2 separate regions of the Mus musculus genome follow, and region 2 is linked to region 1. Evidence: chromatin loops called from intact Hi-C (ENCODE). Cell type or tissue: heart. All regions are shown on one strand. Each heading gives the region's core, and the rest is flanking DNA. Links, peaks and the distances in the headings are about the cores only.

The links. Hi-C counts contacts between places; a loop is a spot of excess contacts. Peaks named below come from ENCODE experiments on the same cell type or tissue, not always from the same donor. Only the 100,000 strongest peaks of a DNase experiment are listed, where the experiment ranks them.
Region 2: a loop joins it to region 1, with 3 times the contacts of the local background. A loop is called at or near these places in 6 of 42 quality-filtered maps.

What each region holds. Positions count from the first base shown.
Region 1 is chr8:47,929,966-47,935,335 of GRCm38, reverse strand. All of the region lies in intron 1 of Wwc2 (WW, C2 and coiled-coil domain containing 2), which reads left to right. Among named protein-coding and RNA genes, the nearest start is that of Gm39173, 17 kb to the left of the region's middle. In heart, for the core only: a CTCF peak has its summit at 3,166; a DNase peak (open chromatin) is centred at 3,125; H3K4me3 peaks cover 867 bases; H3K27ac peaks cover 3,800 bases.
Region 2 is chr8:47,988,324-47,993,693 of GRCm38, reverse strand. It overlaps Wwc2 (WW, C2 and coiled-coil domain containing 2), which reads left to right and starts at 3,150. Exons shown (of 23, transcript NM_133791.5): 1 at 3,150-3,628. The coding sequence starts at 3,498. In heart, for the core only: a CTCF peak has its summit at 3,250; DNase peaks (open chromatin) are centred at 2,583, 3,153 and 3,943; H3K4me3 peaks cover 3,671 bases; H3K27ac peaks cover 3,467 bases.

The DNA of each region.
Region 1 (5,370 bases), core at 313-5,312:
GTTTTGCATATTACTTTGCATATATTTATATCTAGGAAAATTTTAACTTTAAAACTTCATCTGAGCTTGCTCTAGGGATGAGTTTGTGATCAGTAAATAGAGACAACAGGAAGTTTTATGGCTTTCAAAATTAAAGTTGGGGAATTATTTTTAAAGAAAGATTTTACAACTTCCTGCTAGTCAGTTGTACATGTTGAATGAGCGAGTGCACAGTGGGTTCCACCCAAGGTTCCCCTACCGTTCCTCCTCAGATTCCTCTCCACAGGGTGAACCACACGACAGCGGATGGTCTCTTAGTGTTTATCTGTGTTTTCAAATTACATTCAGGGATTGATTTCCCAGTGTTAGGATTTAAGAAAAAAAACAAAACATTTTTTTTCCTGTGTGTGGGGGTGGGGTGGGGGGGTGGGGGATGCATAGCTGTGTGGAGGTCAGACATTGGAGATTTCCTTTTTTGCTATTTATAGAATTTTTTTCAGCAGGATTGCTTGGACTTGAGTCTTTCGTGTTTTTATATGAATTTTAGGGTGATTGTTTTCCTATTTCTGTGAGGAATGTCATTGGTATTTTGATGGGGATTGCATTGAATCTATAGATTACTTTCAGTAACATTTCCATTTCACAGTATCTATCAATTCTGCCAATCCATGAGCATGACACGCCTTTCCATTTTCTAGTTCCCTCACTTCCTTTCGTCAGGGTTTTGTATCTGGTAATTTGTTATTGGTGGTGTCTTTCAGCTTGTTGGTTAGACTTATTCCTAGATGGTGGTAGTTGTTGAGGCTGTGATGAAATGTTCTTAATTCCATTCTCAGGAAGTCCATCATGGCCTGAATAAAAACTACATATTTTTAATATGGCTGCTTTGCTAAATTTGTGTATTAGTTCCAAGCGCCTTTTGGTGGGGGCTTTGGGGGCTTCGTATATAATTGTGTAGTCTGAAAATGGGGTAGCTAATCTCAGCCATTCTGCTCTTTTTTTCTAGTCAGATCCAGGGACTAATGACCTTTCTTCCCAGTAATTTACTTTGGCTAGTGATTAAGAGCAGAAATGGTATGCGTGTCCCCGTCCCTCCCGTTTCTGATGCTTGTTCCGGTTGGAGGTGTGGACATCTAAGGTGCAGTCAGGGATGCTGAGCCACGCGGAGGCTCACTGTCTGGAGAGGCAGCTTCGACAATGCTGGGCTTGGCTTGAGGGAGGAGGATATGAGATGTGGAGGGTTTTGCTGCAGCAGGGCCTGGCCTTCATGACACACACAGCTTTTAGTGATATTAAAGGAGGAGACACAAAGGACTGTGTGCAAGCTGTGCACTAGGGAGTGTGCAGCAGTACTCAGGCACAGCCTGTGTATCACTGGGGCACCCTCAGCAGCCCGCCTTTCCTCTTGGCCCTTAGTTAGCATTCCATGGTACAACTCAATCCGTCCCCAGCCCGACAAATGTCAGCCCAGTGCCTGGGCTTCTCCGAAACGACCTGCAAGGGAACTGGGGAAGCTTGCTCTCAGTGAGTTCACATTGCCTCCATTTTTTTTGTTTCTGACAAGGCACCTTTTCTGTAAGCTGCACCAGATGCTGGCCTGCAAGTCTCCAGCGCCTCTGGTTGAGCCTCTGCAGAGAATTGATTCTTCCCTCCCTGCCAGCTCTGGTGCGCTGTTTCCTAACTGGCTTCCCAGGCGCAGGCTACAGTGAAGTCTTGGAAGCTGGAAGCCCATTTCAGGCTCTTGCAGTGCGATTTGATCTGCTTCTGGGCTTTTTCTTTGGTGACTTGGTTTCCCCATTTTTCTGGTTTGCTAAGTCACCTCTCTACCATTTCTCTGTTACCCCTAATTAAGGTGCTCTTGTCTATGACCCCTCCTTTATTCCTTTGCATTTATGGTTTTTTTTTAAGTTTTTGTTTATTTTTATTTTTTGTGTGTGATTGTTTGCCTAACTTTACATCAGTGTACCTTGTGTATGCAGTGCCCTCAGGCTAGAAGAGGTCACCTGGTCCCCTGGGACTAGAGTTAGTGACAGTTGTGAGCCACCATGTTTGTTTCCTTTCAGAAGTTTATTTCCCTTCATAGTTCAATTGAGCCAGGTGTAGTGGCGAATACCTTTAGTTCCAGCACTTGGGAGGCAGAGCCAGGCAGATCTCTGTGAGTTCGAGGAGCTTCGAACTGGTCTATAGAGTGAGTTCTAGAACAGCTGTTCCAAAGCTACTATACAGAGAAACCCTGTCTCAAGGGAAAATAATTCAGTTGAGATAAATACTCAGTTTGACATTCCTAATTCATCGGAATAGAGCAAATCCTTAAGTCATTTATTTTATGTTGTTTTGAGTTTTGGTTCTATCTAATTTTGAACATACTTGTTCCTATAGAATCGGCTAAATTACTAAAGATATGTCCCTGATAAGGAGGGGTTGGTGAAAGCCGGCAGGGACAGAACATCTTTTATTGTTCACTGATGATAGTGGTCTTTCCTAACTCCTGTGCTACTTACTGCTCTAAGCCTCAGCGAGGCTCTGGTCTGCGTGGCTCATCAGCTTTTAGAATAAAGGGACGGTGTTTCTGTGAGCAGCTCTATCTAGAGCTCGCCTGGCCCAGCCCAGCCCATGTCACCTTGCGTGTCACCTTGTCCCCTGTGCCTGCACTCAGCCTCATGGCTTTTGTTTGCCTCAAATGGAGTCTGAGGCTAAGCTCAAAGGGCATGCATTTTTGTTTATGACTAAGGGCTGATCTCTGAAGTTATCAGACATTCCTCACATTCCATATGTCTAACTTTTAGTGCTTGGCGGATCTGGTGCTATGCCAGAAGAAAACACAGGCTAGCGAGGAGGAGGAAACACCACAGTGGAGAAATCCAGCCATATGTTTACCTAGCAAAGCACGCGTGCAGTATGGAATGGATTTGTAGCATGTCAATGCCATTCCTTAGGCTGCTTAGCAGCATTGCTCACTTTTCTGATATTTGAGTCTTGAAATTCCAATCTAGGAGCTTTAGAAAAACCCGTGATTCTTTCCATCTGTGTGCATGTTGTTCTCAGGGCCAGCGCTCGGTGCTGTAGTACAATAGCAAAGGCTAGTGGTATTGTGGGAGTGACTCTGTGTGACGGATGGGCGTCATCAGTACAGATGTGGTCCACAGAGTCAGACACACTGAGTGCTGAAGGAGGAGCGCCACCTTTTGTTTGTCTTCCCAACCCTGCGGGAGAAGGGACTGTGCAGAGGGAAAATGGCATCAGCGAGTCAAGCACGGAGGGGTCTGTGACAGACAGCACACTCGCATTGGTCCACACTGCTAAGGAAATAAACAGCTGGTAAACTCTAGTGACCCCTTGCTTATATAGCAAGTCAACTGAAGATGCAAGTCCAGAAGCACTCATGCAAACCATCACATGGCCAGTCTGTCACTAAAACGTGTTGCGGAACCTCCAGTCTGCCTTGGCCAAATATTACATATACTACAAAGACATCAAATTGGATTCTAATGTCGATAACTTAAATGCAGATTTTAAAAATATTTCAATCAGAAATTTAAATAAAAGTCTGAATTTTTTTTTTTTTGCCCTTTTTTTCTGGCATTCATCAGGATTTAGGGAAAGTAAATAAGAAAGTTCCCTCATCTTATATAAAATATCTGTGTAGACATTCTGTAGAATCTGGCTGTAATTGAATTATATCTAAATTAAAAAGCCTTTAGCCAGTGTTCCTAAGAAACCCAGCAATGTTTATGGATGCAGATGTCCCTTCCCTACGTGCCCACACCCTGGCACAATACGCCTGCACACACAGTACGCCTGTACAGGCAGTATGCCTGCACACACAGCAAGCCTGCACACACAGCACGCCTGCTTCTGGCTGTGCTTTCCCTCCAGCGTGAGCAGCTGCAGGTGTGTAGAAGCTGCCGGACTCGTTTACCTTCTCAAAGCTTCCTTTGGAAGAGTCAGACTGGACTTAATTGTCTGGGAATCTGCTGTGATGCCTTCGTGGCCTTCAGTGCTGGGTGCCTATATGAAATGAGAGGTATCTGCGGGATGCAGGAAGAGCACTGACTGCAGTTCCATGGGGACCAGTTAGGTGACGTCCTGTCAGTGAATGATCATGCTTCACTAACTAGCTAGATATCTGATATATCTCAGCACTCCTTCCTGAAAAGCTTCACGGCCATGGCAACCCAAAACTTTCTCCGGTCCAGCACCTTGTTCCCATCACTCACCCACACAGTTTATGCGTGTGTGTAGCTGTGTGACAGGTGCCACCCTTCTGAGTTCACCTTTATAAACCTACATCGGACAACATACCAGTCCGTATCTAACCTAGAGCTTATCCAAGGCTACTTGATACGGCGTTGTTTGAGGATGATTAAAATTCCCATCAGCACCAGGCTGTACTGCAAAGTCCAGTCTGTGATCTCACGGTGAAGGAAGTAATATGACAAGTGAAAGGTCAACCCCAGTGTGTTGCTGATGTACAACACAGGCTCCAGGGAAGGTCTAGAGAGACAGCTACTTGTTGTAGAAGGTACTTCTGAAGAGAAGAGCGTGGGAACTGAGTATCTGCTACAATGATGCAGTGTTTAACAAAGAAGGTGCAGTCTTGTAATTTCCTGGTAACATTGCAGTATTTTGGTTTGTTTGTTTGTTTGTTTGTTTGTTTGTTTTGTTGACTATGTAGTCCTGGCTGTTCTGGAACTCACTCTGTAAACCATGCTAGCCTCAAACTCCCGGAGCTCTGCCTGCTTCTGCCTCCCGAGTGCTGGGAGTCAAGGCGTGGGACACCGTCCCTGGTTCCTGTTGACATTTTGCAGAACAAGATCTAAAAAACTGTGTTCAAGAGACCACAGCTGCTGTGTGGAGAAGGGAGCACAGAGGGACTAAACCTTGGTCGCAGTTCCGGAGCAGACACGCCAGTGGCTTTGATTCCAGAGAGTCAGCCTATAGGGCTTTGATGGACTCAGTAACTGGCTGTTGGAGGAGGAAGCATCCCGGCCTGAGTGTCTGAGTTCCTGCTGCTGCTGCCGTTTTCTAAGATCAGATTGTGTGTGGGGACAGATGGAGGTGAGGGATGGAACTTTGGAGGGGGCATCACGGGTTGCAGTCTGTGTGAGTTAGGTTTGCTGTGGTCGTAGGTGGTCCTGTAGCACTGTCAGGTGGAAACAGCTGGCTGGAAATCACGTGTCCACTTGTTGTTTTCCCTTCAGGTCTGTCTGTCAAGCACCTCACATCTTGCTAGGTGCCTGGCATACAAAGATGAAAAACCAGTAGAACGTCTGTGGACTGAACAAACCGAGAAATGCAAACACAGTGAAAATATTTGAATGGGAAAAAGATTTTCCAAGCTTATAAAATGTCTCTAATTGGTGTCATCCCAGAGACGAGGAAGGCACTTAA
Region 2 (5,370 bases), core at 242-5,241, 58 kb before region 1:
TGCCTCCCCCTCCTTTCCTCCATAGAGTGCTGGGAACCCTCAGGCTAGCTATGTAATTAGCTTTATTTTGTTTTTTGGACACAGGGTTTCTCTGTGTAGCCCTGGCTGTCCTAGAACTCACTCTGCAGACCAGGCTGGCCTCACTCAGAGATCAGCCGGCCTCTGTCTCCCAAGTGCTGGGGCTAAAGGTGTGCACCACCAACGCCCAAACTTGGCTTTTAACAAGAATCTCAGGTCTTTACATTTGTGTGGAAAGCACTTTTGCCCACTGAACCACCCACCTCCCCAGTCATCTTTTGAGACATGTGCTATACCGTCTGATTTTATGCTGTTACAGACGGAACTAGGGCTTGCTAGTTTAGCATTTACCACCTGGGCTATATTCCTTTATCCCTTTGTGTTTATGGGCTTTGTTGTTGTTGTTTTTGTTTCTTTTCTCTTCTTCTTTTTTTTTTTTCTTTTTTTGGAGACAGACTCTCATGTAGTCTAAGATAGTCTCGAATTTACTATGTAGACAAAGCTGTTTTTCAACTCTTGGTCTTCCTGTGCCCACCTCCTAGGTGTGAGATGACAGTTGTCCATCACCTTCTAGTTGTTTATTGCTCCACATCCCAACAGAAGATTAACACTGGTGAATATAGAACCAGGAGAAAAGGCGAGTCTCCGAGCCAGTGAATAGACTCGTTGCTGGTTAGTTTGTGGTAACTGGCTGGCTGGCACCCACAAGCAGCCTATACACCTTTCCTGGCCAATGATCACAGGCAGCCATAAGCAAACCGGAAGTGCGCCCATCTCTAAAAGGGCATCATCTGTACATTTCACAGATATGAATATAAATAAAGTCTCATTGATTAACCCTTAGGGAGTCTTCAAAGGGATTGTAGGAACTCAGAATTGGATCCTAGTAAAAAGGGTTCTGAGAACTGCAACCCTTTCTGTCACTTGGACTGCTTTTGGCTAACGTTTCCTGTGCCGATCAGCAGAAACGAGCCTGTGTCATTTTGGCATTTCTTTTTGAAGTCTGGGGATTCATGGGACAATAAACGTGAGCCACTTTGCATTCCTGAATAATATTTAGTTGAAAGCTTACCTGACTTCGTTATACAGAGGACGCCCATGGAGTGAGTATTCATTCCACGGAAGCAAGCTGACCTACTGCAACAGCTATGTGCTTCACTCTTACGGTTGAGATGTAAGGTGTCGACATGCTAGCACAATAAATATCTTCAAATTCTTTAGGGGAAGGGAGAAACTCACTAAGGAAGCCACAAATTAGGATAGTTTGGGTTAGTCACTGGCTACATCTTGGCCATGTGAATGGGCCAACATAGAGAATTACACATTCGGCAGTGTAACTTTAGACAGGATCCCTCCACCCACTGAGAGCTAGGACCCTGGCTGATTATCTTACTGCTAATAGGCTGAGGCAGAATACAGGTTAGGAAGCAGAAACTTCCCTCAACAAAGCACAAAAACCAGCTTCCACGGGCCTTGGCATTATGGGAAAGACCTAGAAAATGAGAGGTTTCTCTTGAGAACCTCTGCCTCTCTCTGGTTGTCCGTCCCAGGTACACCTGGTTTTCCAGTTCCTGGGGATTTCAAGTGTCTGCAGCTGCATAAACTGTTTCATTGAGAATAAACCCCTTTCCTTTTTTTAAAACCCCCTTCAAGGCACGTGGAGTCCCCTTCTGGAAGCTTGATTCAGAGCTTGGTTCTTACTGTCTAGTTCTATTCACAACTTCAGCAAATGCCCAGGCACAGAAAATGTCCTGCCCAATGCTAGGTCCTGAAGTTATTACATTGGCAGGTCTGGTTAAGGGAATTCAGACCAAGAGGTGAAGGATTGAGCTCTGGGGCCTTTCTTCCTAAAATCTGCCATTTCAAAAGCATCTGCTTAGAGGCCTGGGAGAATATTGACAAGGTTGGCAATGCACAGCAGGCTGTAAAGGTTGAGGACGAAAGGCTATTTCTCAGACTGAGGACAAGGGACACTGCAAGCTTAGTGTCTTGACTCTGCCAAGGCTTTGTCGTCTTAGGAGTCTGACATCCGGCTCCTACCCAGGGCCGATCAGCACTTAATAGCTAAATAAATAAATGTTTGTGAGAGATCTACACCTCATACCAGATGGACCCTTGATCAAGCAAAGTGTGGCCACTGACTCCCGCCTTGGCCCCCTTCCGAGTGATTATTAACCCCTTCTGCCACCCCACCCCCCACCCCCGGTCCGGGACTGGGGTGGAGAACTTCCCGGGACAGAGAGTTGGAAGGAAGGGACTGGATAGTGGACGCAGCCATGTCCCTTGGATTTAAACCCAGAAGGGGACGCCAGATGCACAGGGCCCTGACCCCGCCAGTGCAGCCCCCTGACCCGGCGGGGCAGCACCGGTGATTCGGACCCCTAGGGCCCGCGCGGGGCTGACTGGCGGCGACAGTGGCGGGGTGGCCCTGTCGCTTCTAAGGATCAGGCCGGAGTTGCCCCGTGGGCCACTGGGGCGGACATGTCGCAGCTCTCATGGATAGGGACCCGCCTTTACTTTGCTCCCTTAGGCCCGCGAGGCCCTGGTGAGGTCACCGAGGGCCAGACTGAGCAGAAGGCTCGGGGGCGCCGCGGCCCCGGACACGCCCCGGACACACTCCCAGCGCTTTTTGCACACTTCCCCACCGCCGGGAACAGCCAAGGCACGGGGCGCGGCGTGGGGGGGGGGGGGTGGGGGGGGTGGGGGCGTTCTGTGCCCTTACTGTTTGTTGGGACTTCTTCCCAGGACAGCATTCCCCACCCTTTCCTCTCGAAAGTCTTGTGGTTTCCCTAGAAGACGGAAAGAGGTTGAGAAGGTTGCAGACTTTTTTTTCTTTGGCTTCTTTTTCCATCCAGAAAGCCCTCTAAATCCCCAAAGGGTCTGGCGGAGAGGGGACATCTCGGGCTGCAGAGGAGGGAGCGAGCTGTGCATTCCTCCGCCCTACCGCCTCCCACCTGGCCTCGTCGCTCCCCTCCCCCGCCCGGGCTCAGCCCCGCGTCCCGCCGCGGCCGCCCCGGCAGCTGCAGGGTTAAGCTCAGGAATGTGGCGGCGAGGAATGTGCATGCAGATGAGGCGGGCGCGGGGCGGGCCGGGGGCGGAGCGCATGCTAATCGCATGCAAATGAGCAGGCCAGTCGCCGCCGGGCCGTTGCTCCGCGGAGCTTCCCGGATCCGAGCCCAGACGGCGTCGGCCGGGGCAGCCTGGGCGCCGCGACCCTCGGCGGCCACAGGGGGACGGGGAGGAGGAGGAAGAGGCGGAGGCAGCGGCGGCAAGGAGGAGGAGGAGGGCTCGCTCGTCTGTTCCGACGCAGACATGGTGGACTGATCTCCGGCAGGGCTGAGAGCAGGGATCCCCGAGGCTTCCCCGCGCGTAGCTCGCCGTGCCCCTCGCCCCGCACGCCCCTCGCCGGCACCCGCGTTCCCGCCGCGCCCCGCGCCCGGTCCCTATGGAGGCGCCGCTCGCCGGCGAGGCCGCCGACCATGCCTAGGAGGGCCGGGAGCGGGCAGCTGCCGCTACCCCGGGGCTGGGAGGAGGCCAGGGACTACGACGGCAAGGTTTTCTACATCGACCACAACACCAGGAGGACCAGCTGGATCGACCCCCGGGACAGGTGGGTGGCCGGGCCCCGGCCGGGTGCGGGGACCCGCCTCGGGAAGTGCTGCGGTGGCTGTTGTCTGGGAGACCTGGAGGGCGCCGGGGGCGTGGGGCGTCGCCGGCCCTGCACCCCCCGAGGGGCTCCGGGGTAGGCGCGGGACGGTCGGCCTAGGCGCGGCTGTATCTGCCCGCCAGGCGCCCCTTCTTGGGCCCCATTGCCCACTGCCTTCCCCACACCCCTCGGGGACTTGTAGACACTCCCTGTCCCAAGGGAAGGGCCGGATTGGTGCCCTGGGTTGGCACCCTGAGTCCAGTTAGCCGGCTCAGGGTGTGTGTGTGTGGGTACTTGACCCCTCTCTAGACCTCCTGTGTGCTGTTTAAAGTTGGTCAGATGGAGGGAGAGGGCACCTTTCGACCTCTGAGGCACGCTGAGCTCGGGGCCTCCCGGAGGCCTAAGTGATGGTGAATTACTAGTCATCTGGGCCACCTGTGGCATCTCTCCTGCCTTACATACCTAGCTCCTGGGCACTGACTGCAAGCTTTTCCTAGGGCGCACCCCGAACCATGTCCTAGGGTCTGAACGTGGAGAGAGGGTCCCACTCCTGGCTCGACCTTCGTAGCTTTGCCCCTAAGATTAAAAAAACAAACCACTGTTTTGGAGTTTTGCTTCTAACCGTGGTTCCTCACCTGGAAACCTGGTCAGATTTTCCTTGTGAAGTGGCACGGAGACTGGAAGGGAACCTTGACCACAGCTGTGGGTAGCCCAGACTTGAAGCTTAGCCTAGTTTTTGCACAGCGATATAAGCATTTTGTTCTTACCTGGAGAGCTGAATGAAGCAAACAAGAGATCTAAGAAGTTCAGGAGCTGAACATTGGTGGACTGCTCACCAATGTTCTTTCTGTTTCTCACTCAACTCTCTCTTTGCTTTTAGAAGGAACACTTAGAATTAAAGTTGTTAGAGGGTGTGGACGGTCTCACACATCTGTCCAAACTCAGCACTTGTGAGGTGGAAGGAGAATCAGGAGTTCAAGGCTAGTTTGGGTTATTCGAAATCCTGTCTCAAAAAGAAAAAAAAAAAAAAAAAAAGGAATGTAGGGTGCATTTTTTTTTTTTTTTGTAAAATTTGAAATCTGTCCATTAAGGAGGTATTTTTGTTTTTTTATATTTTTCTAGACTGCCTCATACTGTATTGTAGCTCAGGCTAGCTGGCTTGGAACTCATTATGTAACACTGGCTGCTCCCAAACTCACAGCAATCCCCCTGCCTCAGCCTCTCCTCCGTGCAGGAATTACAGGTGCCAGCCACCACACCGGATGAGGAGTAGGGATTAGGGCCTCTGTGTAAATTCAAGTAGCATCTCTTCAGGGATGCCCCTGCCATTTGCAGTTTTAGCATTTCTAGAAAGTTCTATAGGCTTTTTATGCAATGTGATCTGAGGGGCTGTAGTCTTTTCTGGAGCTTTTCCTGCTAAGTCCCCCCCCCCCAGCTTGAAACACACTCTTCTATTTGATATTCCCAATCACTCATTTCCTACAACTATTGTAGTTGAAAGCTATTAAAAAGCAGTTATAAGAAAGTCCTGAACGACATAAATTTATGGAGCAATCCTTGTTAAATTATCCATGAAGATAGGGTTTAGGTTTCCCTCGAGATGAGGAAAGGCACCTGTGCCCGGGCCCCACCTCCGCACACCGCCCGGGCGGGCCATTGCTGGCTGGATGAAGGTTCTGACAGGAGTCACACCTCCATAGTCTCCC